Linked DNA regions of Homo sapiens: region 2 is linked to region 1. Evidence: read pairs that join two places in POLR2A ChIA-PET (ENCODE). Cell type or tissue: MCF 10A. All regions are shown on one strand. Each heading gives the region's core, and the rest is flanking DNA. Links, peaks and the distances in the headings are about the cores only. Region 1 overlaps ATP13A2 (ATPase cation transporting 13A2). Region 2 overlaps CROCC (ciliary rootlet coiled-coil, rootletin).

The links. ChIA-PET counts read pairs that join two places held together with the same protein. Peaks named below come from ENCODE experiments on the same cell type or tissue, not always from the same donor. Only the 100,000 strongest peaks of a DNase experiment are listed, where the experiment ranks them.
Region 2: POLR2A ChIA-PET joins it to region 1 with 6 read pairs; 12 of 35 experiments call an interaction of 5 or more read pairs at or near these places.

The regions. Positions count from the first base shown.
Region 1 is chr1:17,001,312-17,006,676 of GRCh38, reverse strand. It overlaps ATP13A2 (ATPase cation transporting 13A2), which reads left to right. Exons shown (of 29, transcript NM_022089.4): 2 at 899-993; 3 at 1,121-1,303; 4 at 1,605-1,663; 5 at 1,856-1,985; 6 at 2,266-2,345; 7 at 4,304-4,381; 8 at 4,574-4,643. Among named protein-coding and RNA genes, the nearest start is that of ATP13A2, 7.9 kb to the left of the region's middle. In MCF 10A, for the core only: no CTCF peak of the experiment used is centred there; a DNase peak (open chromatin) is centred at 2,646.
Region 2 is chr1:16,946,521-16,951,885 of GRCh38, reverse strand. CROCC (ciliary rootlet coiled-coil, rootletin) reads right to left here. Exons shown (of 37, transcript NM_014675.5): 17 at 4,895-5,125; 18 at 3,362-3,555; 19 at 2,960-3,087; 20 at 764-933. Among named protein-coding and RNA genes, the nearest start is that of CROCC, 27 kb to the right of the region's middle. In MCF 10A, for the core only: a CTCF peak has its summit at 4,174 (motif pointing right); DNase peaks (open chromatin) are centred at 2,676 and 3,205.

The DNA of each region.
Region 1 (5,365 bases), core at 95-5,094:
CCAAGGAAGCTAATGGCTGGATGCACGAGCACCATGGGGGCTTGGGGCACTGTCCAGGCCCCATTCTCCAATTCTGGGCCATACCCAGCAGAAAGACCGACACACGCAAGGAAACAAGACACTACTGGCCAAGCACGGTGGCTCATGCCTGTAATCCCAGCACTTTGGGAGGCCAAAGTGGGCAGATCACTTGAGGTCAGGAGTTCGAGACCAGCCTGGCCAACATGGTGAAACCCCATCTCTACTAAAAATACAAAAATTAGCTGGGCATGGTGGTGCATGCCTATAATCCCAGCTACTCGGGAGGCTGAGGCAGGAGAATCGCTTGAACCTGGGAGGCAAAGGTTGCAGTGAGCTGAGATCAAGTGACTGCACTCCAGCCTGGGTGACAGAGTGACACTCCGTCTCAAAAAAAAAAAAAAGATACGGTAAGTAAGAACCGACGGAAAGAAGAGCCAGATAAAGGACACAGGAAGACATGAGCTTTGGGCTCTGTCAGACCAGGTGCTTACTGTTTTGTGTTTTGTTTTGTTTAGTTTTTTGAGATGGAGTCTCACTCTGTTGCTCAGGCAGGGGTGCAGTGGTGTGATCTTGCCTCACTGCAACCTCTACCTCCCAGGTTCAAGTGATTCCCCTGCCTCAGCCTCCTGAGTAGCTGAGATTACAGGCACGCGCTGCCACGCCCGGCTAATTTTTTTTATTTTTAGTAGAGATGGGTTTCACCATGTTAGCCAGGTTGATCTCGAACTTCTAACCTCAGGTGATCCACCCGCCTCGGCCTCCCAAAGTGCTGGGATTACAGGCGTGAGCCACCGCGCCCAGGCTGATGTTTATTGTTTTTAAGGAAGCAAGAGGAGAAGGTGCCTCCCCAAATGACCTTTCTCTTTTCTGTCCACAGACAGCAGCCCTCTCGTGGGCAGCACGCCCACCGGTTATGGGACCCTGACGATAGGGACATCAATAGATCCCCTCAGCTCCTCAGTTTCATCCGTGGTAAGTGGGCAGAGTGGGGTGGGGAAAAGCTGCAGGGGGTGAATGCCCAGGCCCACCCAGACACCCCAACTTCCTACTCCAGCCCCGTTCCCACCCCGACCTGGGCCCTCTCTCGCTGCGTTCGCAGAGGCTCAGCGGCTACTGTGGCAGTCCATGGAGGGTCATCGGCTATCACGTCGTGGTCTGGATGATGGCTGGGATCCCTTTGCTGCTCTTCCGTTGGAAGCCCCTGTGGGGGGTGCGGCTGCGGCTCCGGCCCTGCAACCTGGCCCACGCCGAAACACTCGTTATCGAAATAAGAGACAAAGAGGTGAGAGTCAGGCTGAGCCTGGGGCTAGAGAAGCGCAGTGAGGGTCAGGGTCGGGGGTGGAGGATGCTTGGGTGCCAACCCGGCCACTGACTTTCCATGGGACATTAGGCAGGTCCCGCTCTTCTCTGGACCTCAGCTTTCCCATCTGAGCATTGGGCAGAAGGGACGGGTCGGGTGGTTTCTGGAGGGCTCTCCATAGCCTTGATTTCTGCCTTCTCCAGCAGGGGCCGCCTGGCTGTAGGACAGGGCCTGGGAGGGGAGGGGACTCTTCTGAGACTGAGTCCATACCTCTGTGTTCCAGGATAGTTCCTGGCAGCTCTTCACTGTCCAGGTGCAGACTGAGGCCATCGGCGAGGGCAGGTGAGGCAGCCCCATTGCCCCTTCCCAGAAGCCCCTGCTACCCTGGCCTCCCCAACTTCCCCAACCCTCGGCCCCCCCATAAAGGCTGACTCTGGCGCCTCCCATCCTAGGGAGGGAAGATGGCTCTGTGAGCACAGGGAGGTGCCAGGGCAGCTCCCAGAGCTCGAGAGTAACCCTCACCTGCTTCCCCAGCCTGGAGCCGTCCCCACAGTCCCAGGCAGAGGATGGCCGGAGCCAGGCGGCAGTTGGGGCGGTACCAGAGGGTGCCTGGAAGGATACGGCCCAGCTCCACAAGAGCGAGGAGGCGGTGAGTGTCGGACAGGTGGGTTCTGAAAAAGTCCTTGCCCCTCTCTCGGCCTCGGTTTCATGATCTGTGCAATGGGAGAGTCAGACTTCATGTTCTCCCACCACCTTTTAGTTCTGTTGTCCCAAACATCCAGGATGCTGTCTGAGCACGTTTACACTTTCAGGCCTCTCCCCACCTCTCTGTCTGGTGACACCAGTCCCTGCCCCCTACCCCCATCCCTCGGCTCCCAGCATAAGCACACTGCTTCTGGGGCCGGGGCCAGCTTCCAACCCATCCTCTCCTCTCTCCCACCCAGAAGCGGGTGCTGCGGTATTACCTCTTCCAGGGCCAGCGCTATATCTGGATCGAGACCCAGCAAGCCTTCTACCAGGTCAGGTAGGAGTCAGGGCCTGTGTGGCTCATGTCACCTCCCAGAGTGGCACTGGTTTGGGCACAGACGGTGGCATGGCATGGCCTGGGCTCCCCTCTCAGCTCTGATGCTTTTGCTGTCTGAAACCTTGGGCAGGTTACTGAGCCCCTCCAGGCCTGGGATCTCTGTCTATAAATAGGGCATGAAGATAACTTCTGCCTCCTAGGATTGTTTTGATGGTGAAATAGATAATAATTTATGTAGAGCTTGGCACCGAATGTGATCTGAGGTTGTGACACCACTGTGAATCAGACTATCAGCTCTGTACTCAGACTGTCTGCTTGGGGTTTAGTCACTGCTCTGCCACCTACAAAAGGCTTAAGAAACATGAGCTCAGGCTGGGTGCGGTGGCTCACCCCTGTAATCCCAGCACTTTGGGAAGCCAAGACAGGTGGATCACGAGGTCAGGAGTTCAAGATCAGCCTGGCCAAGATGCTGAAACCCCATCTCTACTAAAAACACAAAAATTAGCTGGGCGTGATGGCATGTGCCTGTAATCCCAGCTACTTGGGAGGCTGAGGCAGGAAAATCGCTTGAACCTGGGCGGCAGAGGTTGCAGTGAGCCAACATCGCGCCACTGCACTCTAGCCTGGATGACAGAGCATGACTCCATCTCAAAAAAAAAAAAAAAGAAAAAGAAACACAAGCTCACCACACACCTTAGTTTGTGTGTATGTGTGTGTGTGTGTGTGTGTGTGTGTGTGTGTGTGTGGTTTTTTTGGTTTGTTTGTTTGTTTTTTAAGATGGAGTTTCACTCTTGTTGCCCGGGCTGGAGTGCAATGCCGCATTCTCGGCTCACTGCACCTCCGCCTCCTGGGTTCAAGCGATTCTCCTGCCTCAGCCTCCCGAGTAGTTGGGATTACAGGTGCATGCCACCACACCCAGCTAATTTTTGCATGTTTTGTAGGGACGGGGTTTCACCATGTTGGCCAGGCTGTTCTCAAATACCTGACCTCAGGTGATCCACCCGCCTCAGCCTCCCAAAGTGCTAGAATTACAGGCATGAGCCACCGGGCCCTGCTCACACACTTTAGTTTGAATGCCGCAGAAGCAGACCCCCAGACAAGGGCTCAAGGGCAGGGAGTTTGTTTTGAAGCTGATCCCAGGCAGTGCTGGGGAAGGGATGGAAGCACGGAGGGAGGTTATGCTGGCTGCCACAGCTGTGGACACCCGGACTTCAGTCGCCTGGGGATCTCCTTGGGCCAGCGTAGACCACACACCTCTGGGCGACCTCACACAGGGAGTGAGGACAGTTACCATCAAATTCCCTGCCATTATCAGTCACGGGACACAAAGTCTTCCACGCTTTCCGGGCTCACAGGCAGGGGATTCACATGCAGCCAGAAGGCCTCAGGTAAAGACAGGTGTTTTCAGGGTCCAGCTGTCATGTGGAGGTGAGGCAGAGGGGAGATGGGGATGGCAGCAACAGCCTCTGCTGCATGATGGGGATAATAGCAAAAATCACCCGTGCATTCATCACTTAGCAAGTGGCAGGCACGTCCAAAGCAGTCCCCGAGGCTTGCCCCACTTAATCTACCCATGGCCCTATGTGGTAGGTGCTGTCACTGCCCCCATTTTGCAGATGAGAAAACTGAGGCACAGAGAGGTTAAGTGACTTGCCCAGGGTATCATCAGTGTAAATAGTGCCCTTATCACTAAATAACAGCTACTCTTTTCACTGTTCATATTATTAGCATCATCTCTCGCTGTTCTCCTTCTTCAGTGACTTGGTTTGGAACCCAGTGAGAGGAACAAAAGGGCAAAGCCAAGCCTTGGGTTCAAGGGGGCTTACTTGCTCCCAGGAGCTCAGTGTGGCAGAACGGGGATGGGGGGCCTAGAGCCCATAGTCTCCAGCCTGCACAGGGTGGGGGATGCAGACCTCAGGCCCCATGGCCCATGCGTGTCCCCTCGCACCCACCCCCAGCCTCCTGGACCATGGCCGCTCTTGTGACGACGTCCACCGCTCCCGCCATGGCCTCAGCCTCCAGGACCAAATGGTGAGGTCAGTGCTGCCCTGGACCGGGGTGCCCTGAGAACTGGGGCTCCTTGTGTTGCCCCCCAATGTGGTTGCCTTCCAGTCACCTGCCTTCTCTGGGCCTCAGTTCCCCCAGCTGAAAGTGGGGAGCTCCTTCACCCCGGGAGGGTCCAGCCACAGCTCCTCCTTCTGATGGCTTGGCCTCATCCCCTCTTCCAGGAAGGCCATTTACGGCCCCAACGTGATCAGCATACCGGTCAAGTCCTACCCCCAGCTGCTGGTGGACGAGGTAGGGCTGTCCCTGGGTCTTGCCCCAGCCCTGCCTGGCGTGCTGTGTGACCTTGGCCCAGGGCTTGCCTCCTCTGGGCCACTTTACGGTGGCAACCAGACCAGCTGTCCCCTTCTCCATAGTGGATCGTCATCTCAGAACCTGCCGCAGTCAGCCTAGCCAGAGAGACCAGGTCCAGGAATTGGAGGTTCTGCCCAAGGCTTGGGTCACAGATTGGGGCCCCACTCATAGGGATTGGAGGCCAAGAGGCAAATCCACGCAGCCTGAGCATCTATGGGGTCCCCAGAGACACGCCCTAGAGCCTGGGTCCTCTCTGTGCGTCCTCCACTTTCATGCTCCCAACAGTCCCGTGGGTTGGGCCTGGGACTGCACTGTTCACACCTGAGAAATCCAAGCTTCAGTTGGAGGCTGTGACATGGCCAAGGTCACACAGGGACAAAGAGAAGCCAGTGACCTGGACACAACTAGAATAAAGTGTGAACATCCCAGCCCTCTGATCGGGGGCAGGCACCATGAAAGAGATCTTTGAGTCTGGCCCCATAGAAATCAGTCTGTCACTTAGAAGCTATGTGGTTTTTTGTTTTTTGTTTGTTGTTTTTTTTTTTGAGACAGAGTTTTGCTCTTGTTGCCCAGGCTGGAGTGCAATGGCGTGATCTCGGCTCACTGCGATGTCCACCTCCTGGGTTCAAGTGATTCTCCTGCCTGAGCCTCCTACATAGCTG
Region 2 (5,365 bases), core at 366-5,365, 55 kb after region 1:
AAAGAGCTTTACCGCCACCTCCTGGAGAAGCGTGGTAACAACCACCCAAGGCCAGGGGTACTGCAGGGTGAGTGGCATGCCCTGGAGCCATGCAGTCATAGCCTGCACCTCTGTCAGAGGCAGCCCTGTCTAGGATTTGGTGGCTGAGGGCCCCTGTCCCGAGGGCCACTCTGGAGAGCATGTCAGTGCCAGCAATCATAACTTATGGAGCATTTGCTAAGTACCAGTCACTATGCTAAGCCCTCTATGCAGATGGTCTCAGCTCATCTTCAATACCTTTCACTATCCTATCCCTATTTCTACAGGTGGGGAAATGAAGGCACGGACACCTTGGGTAGCATCACCAGTAAGCGACCAAGATTCGATTCAAACCCAGGCAATTCAAACCCAGAGTCAGTGTTCTAGTAACTTCCCTGGCCCCTTGCCTTTCTATATGCTGAGGTCTGAGTGGCTCTTCATATGCAAACAGTACTTCTTAGCAAATGAAAGTGCTTTCCTGCTGTACATTAGGTCAGTATTTCCCAAATGTGGTTGTGGACCCTCTGCATCAGGATTACCAGGGCTGGACCAGATTTGGGACCTGGGAATCTGCATGTCTAATAAGAACCACAACCTCCCCATCCCCCCAGTCCTCCTAGCTGTCCCCAGGACCTCCACAACAGAGAGGAAGTCCCATTTCACAGATGTAGAGACCGAGGCAGAGCAAGAACGATGATGAAACACTGGCTCAGAGTCCTGCCCACCCCTCCCCAGCTGCCTGAACCTTTTCACGCTGGAGTCGCTGTAAGTCCTCCTCGTGAGCTGCCCGCTGCTCCCGCAGAGAGGCCTGGGCCTCCCGCTCAGCCTGCACCAGCTTCTGGGCCATCAGCTCCTTGTCTAGACTGGCTTTCTCCTGTGTAGCTATTATTTGCTGCCGCAGGCCCGCCAACTCCCCTGCACGAGAGGAATGGGGGAAAGGGCAGGGTTGGGTTGAAACTTTTCCTTGGGCCAGCAGACTTAGGCCAGGTGAGCCACATGGGCAAAATCCCAGAGGCAGAGGGCCTGCCTGGCATCTAGTTTGGGTCCTCTTGAAGTGGCTTGCCCTCTCTGGGCCTCAGTTTCCCTATATGCTACATGGGCCCACTGGCCCTGACCCCTTTCCTGCCTACCTAGAATGGCATTAAAGGCATAAAATGACTGATGAGAAGGCCTCCCAAATGGGACGGATGTCAAACATATAACAACCCTAGGTCAGGTGCCTTGGCTCACGCCTGTAATCCCAGCACTTTGGGAAGCTGGGGCAGGTGGATCACCTTAGGTCAGGAGTTCAAGACCAACCTGGCCAACATGGTGAAACCCTGTCTCTACTAAAAATACAACAATTAGCCAGGCGTGGTGGCAGGCGTATGTAGTCCCAGCCTCAGGGAGGCTGAGGCAGGAGAATCGCTTGAACCCAAGAGGCAGAAGTTGCAGTGAGCTGAGATTGCACCACTGCACTCCAGCCTGGGCAACAAGAGTGAGACTCTGCCTCAAAAAAACAAATAGGCCGGGCGCAGTGGCTCATGCCTGTAATCCAGCACTCTGGGAGGCTGGGTCAGGTAGGTCACCTTAGGTCAGGAGTTTGAGACCAGCCTGGCCAACACAGCGAAACCCTGTCTATACCAAAAATACAAAAATTAGCCAGGCATGGTGGCGGGCATATGTAGTCCCAGCTACTTGGGAGGCTGAGGCAGGAGAATCGCTTGAATGCAGGAGGCAGAAGTTGCAGTGAGCCGAGATCGCACCATTGCACTCCAGCCTGGGCAACAAGAGTGAGACTCTGTCTCAAAAAACAAACAGGCTGGGCGTGATGGCTCATGCCTGTAATCCCAGCAGTTTGGGAGGCCAAAGCGGGTGGATCACCTGAGGTCAAGAGTTCGAGACCAGCTTGACCAACATGGCGAAACCCCGTCTCTACTAAAAATATAAAATTAGCCAGGCATGGTGATGCATGCCTGTAATCCCAGCTACTTGGGAGGCTGAGGCAGGAGAATCGCTTGAACCCAGAAGGCAGAGGTTGAGGTGAGCCGAGATAGTGCCATTGCACTCCCGCCTGGGCAACAAGAGTGAAACTCTGTCTCAAAACAAACAAACAAAAAACAACCCTATTCCTGACTGAGCACTTACTATGGGTCAAGCGCCCAGCTAAGTATTTTAGACATAACCTCATTTTGTCTTCATAACATGCCTATGTAGTTTATCCTCATCCCCATTTAACAGATGATGAAATGGAGGCTCAGAGATCAGCAGCAACTTCCCACAGCTGCACAGCTACACATAAAGCATCTCCTTTAATGACTGACATGAACATACCCGTCAAACGTTAACTATTTATATTAATGGAAATGACTACAGGGAATGGAAATGGTATAGCTACCATCTAAAAACCATCTCCCGGGTTGGAAACCCACCAGCATTTCCCTTCCTGGTTCTGTCTGGCTCAGGTGTACATGGACAGGAAAATTAATTTCCATGACCCAAGTAGGTGCTTAGTTAATGTTAGGTGAGCAGAAAGAAGCCCTGAGTTCAGAGACTGGATGGGAACGGTGCAGGGAAGTGGGGCTGGGATTCTGGGGCCAAGAGAGTCATCTGAAAAGCACAGAGAACTCAGACTAACAGGCCTGATGACCGATGAACGGCAGTTACTGTTGACTCAGCCAGGCACCGTGCCACGGCCTTACACGCTTTTCCCACGTCATCCTGGCAACAGGCTTAGAAGGTGGGCATTGCCACCTCCAATCATCAGCTGAGGAATCTGCAGCCCAGAGAGGAAAGGGGCTTGCTCAAGGGAAGGTGAGATCTAAGTGGTGGCACAGGACTGGAACCCAGGCCAGCCAGACTCCTACTCCAGTGCTCCCAACTTCTGTGAGACCCCAGACCTTGGGAGGCTGCAGTCTGGGCTGGAACCTGGTGTTCCCCCCAAGTCCCCAGCCCCTCGTACCAGTCAGGGTCTCCTTGGCCAGCAGCAGGGCCTGCCCCTCGGCTTCCAGCTGCTCCCGGCGGGCCTCAAGCTGGGCCAGCTGCCGTTGCACCTCAAACAGGCTGCCCTCCAGGGCTTCCTTCTCCAAGCTGCAGCACATACAGTCCCTGAGGCCCTGGGACTCAGCCTCCCTGGCCCCAGGAAACTGTGGATCTCAGGGAGTGGCCAGGCATGGGCCAAGTGCCAATCTACCTGCCTGGCCAGGCCCACACTCCCTGGGGAAGCCTGAGCCACAGCTAGGACGAGTCGGCAAGCCAGACTCCTTAGTAACTGCCCCTGGGGGCCCGTGCCTGCGTGTGGCTGGTCATGGTGTGGCCCCAGGAGGACCCCCCAGGGCGGGTTGGGCAGAGCCCAAGGCCTTACCGCAGGCGTGTGGCCTCCTCTGACAGGGTCCTGCCTTCACGCTCCGCAGCCACCAGCTGCACAGCCAGGCCAGCGTGCTCCTTGGCTAGCGCCTCCTTCTCACGGGCCGCTCGCTCCAGCGCCTCCACTTGCCGCTGGGCCTCCCGCCGGGCCTGCTCCAGCTCCTGCTCCCGCCCGCTCAGCTGCCGGGAGAGCTGGCCCCCACCCAGAGACTGAGTAGCACTCCCAGCGTCCCCCAGCTTGTTCATCGTGCAGCACCCCAACTCTGGGCCTAACCCAGTCCTGGCAGAAGGCCTGGGTTTGAGCCCAGGGTCTGCCCTGATGTGCTACATGTACTTGGGCAAGTCATGACCTTCTCTAGATCTGCAATGCACGTGTGTACAAAAACCAGGGCCCAGCCAGGTACGGTGGTGCGTGCCTATAATCCCAGCACTTTGGCAGGTGGATCACTTGAGGTCAGGAGTTCAAGACCAGCCTGGCCAACGGGGTGAAACCCTGTCTCTACTAAAAATACAAAAATTAGCCGGGCGTGGTGGTGCACGCCTGTAGTCCCTGCTACTTGGGACGCTGAGGCAGGCGAACAGCTTAAACCCTGGAGGCGGAGGTTGCAGTGAGCCCAGATCGTGCCACTGCATTCCAGCCTGGGCAACAGAGCAAGACTCTGTCTGGAAAAAAAAACAACAACAAAAACAAAACAAAATGAAACAAAAAAAATGAGGGCCCTCACTCAGCTCTGGGAGTAACAGAACCCTTGTATTACTCTAAACTTGCAGAGAAGCTGAATATATAAACCAGACCCAAGTGCAGCTGCTCGGCAGGCCTCAAGGTGGAGACCTGCACCCTGCTTCCTGCACCCCCTACCCCATCCTCTAGAGGCCCCTCCCAGAAACCTAGGCGCTCCAGGATAGACCTTGCATGAAGGTCCCTGGATCCCTGAAACATTAAGGTCTCTTCCAGATGTGATGTTCCCAAAAGTCTAAGATTCCAATTCTAAAAAGTCTCCACCTATTATTAATCTGTATCATTATTATTATTATTATTATTATTATTATTATTGAGACGGAGTCTTGCTCTGTTGCCCAGGCTGGAGTGCAGTGGCATGATCTTGGCTCACTGCAACCTCTGCCTCCTGGGTTCAAGCGATTCTCCTGCCTCAGCCTCCCAAGTAGCTGGGACTACAGGCGCGTGCCACCACGCCCAGCTAATTTTTTGTAGAGATAGGGTTTCACCGTGTTAGCCAGGATGGTCTTGATCTCCGGACCTCAGGTGATCCACCCGCCTCGGCCTCCCAAAGTGCTGGGATTATAGGCGTGAGCCACTGCGCCTGGCTGGCCCCATGTTATAGATGGGGCAACTGAGGTATGGGAGATTGGGCAGCTTGTCCAAGGTCCCCAGCTAGCAGAAGTGGGGCTGGATTTAACCCAGAAGCAGGCTCCAGTGCCTGTGACTTAACCCAGGACTGGATGCAGGGGGCTGGGAGCCCGGCCTGCCCCACATGCTCTCCACACCACCCCCACACACAGCTTTGCCCACCTGCGCTAGCTGCTCCTGCAGCTGGCTGCGCTCATGGCGCAGCGTGGGGAGCTGCTGCTCCAATGCCTCCTGGGCCTGCTCCGCCACTCGTAGGGAGCCCTCCAGGCCCTGCCGCGCCACCTCCTGCTCCAACCGCAGCTCCTCTAGCCGTTCCTGCTCTTCCCGCGCCACTGTGGCCTCCTGCTCTGCCTGCCGTTGCCGGCCCTGCAGGGCGGACTTTTCTTCCTCCAGCTGGAGGCCAGGTAGGAGTGGGGCCTCGTGAGCAGGGCGTCCCTCCCAGGACCAGGACGCCTCCTCCACCCACCCACCAGCAACAATAGCCCAGGGGAGGCTCCCAGGGAATGAGGGACAGTGCCCTTGGGTGTATGGGACACTGGGGAGGGGGAGATGAGGAGGGCCCATGGAACTTCTGTGCTTTGACGCCTAGAGGGGATAGACAGACAGACAGAGAACCAGAGACAGACAGAGAAC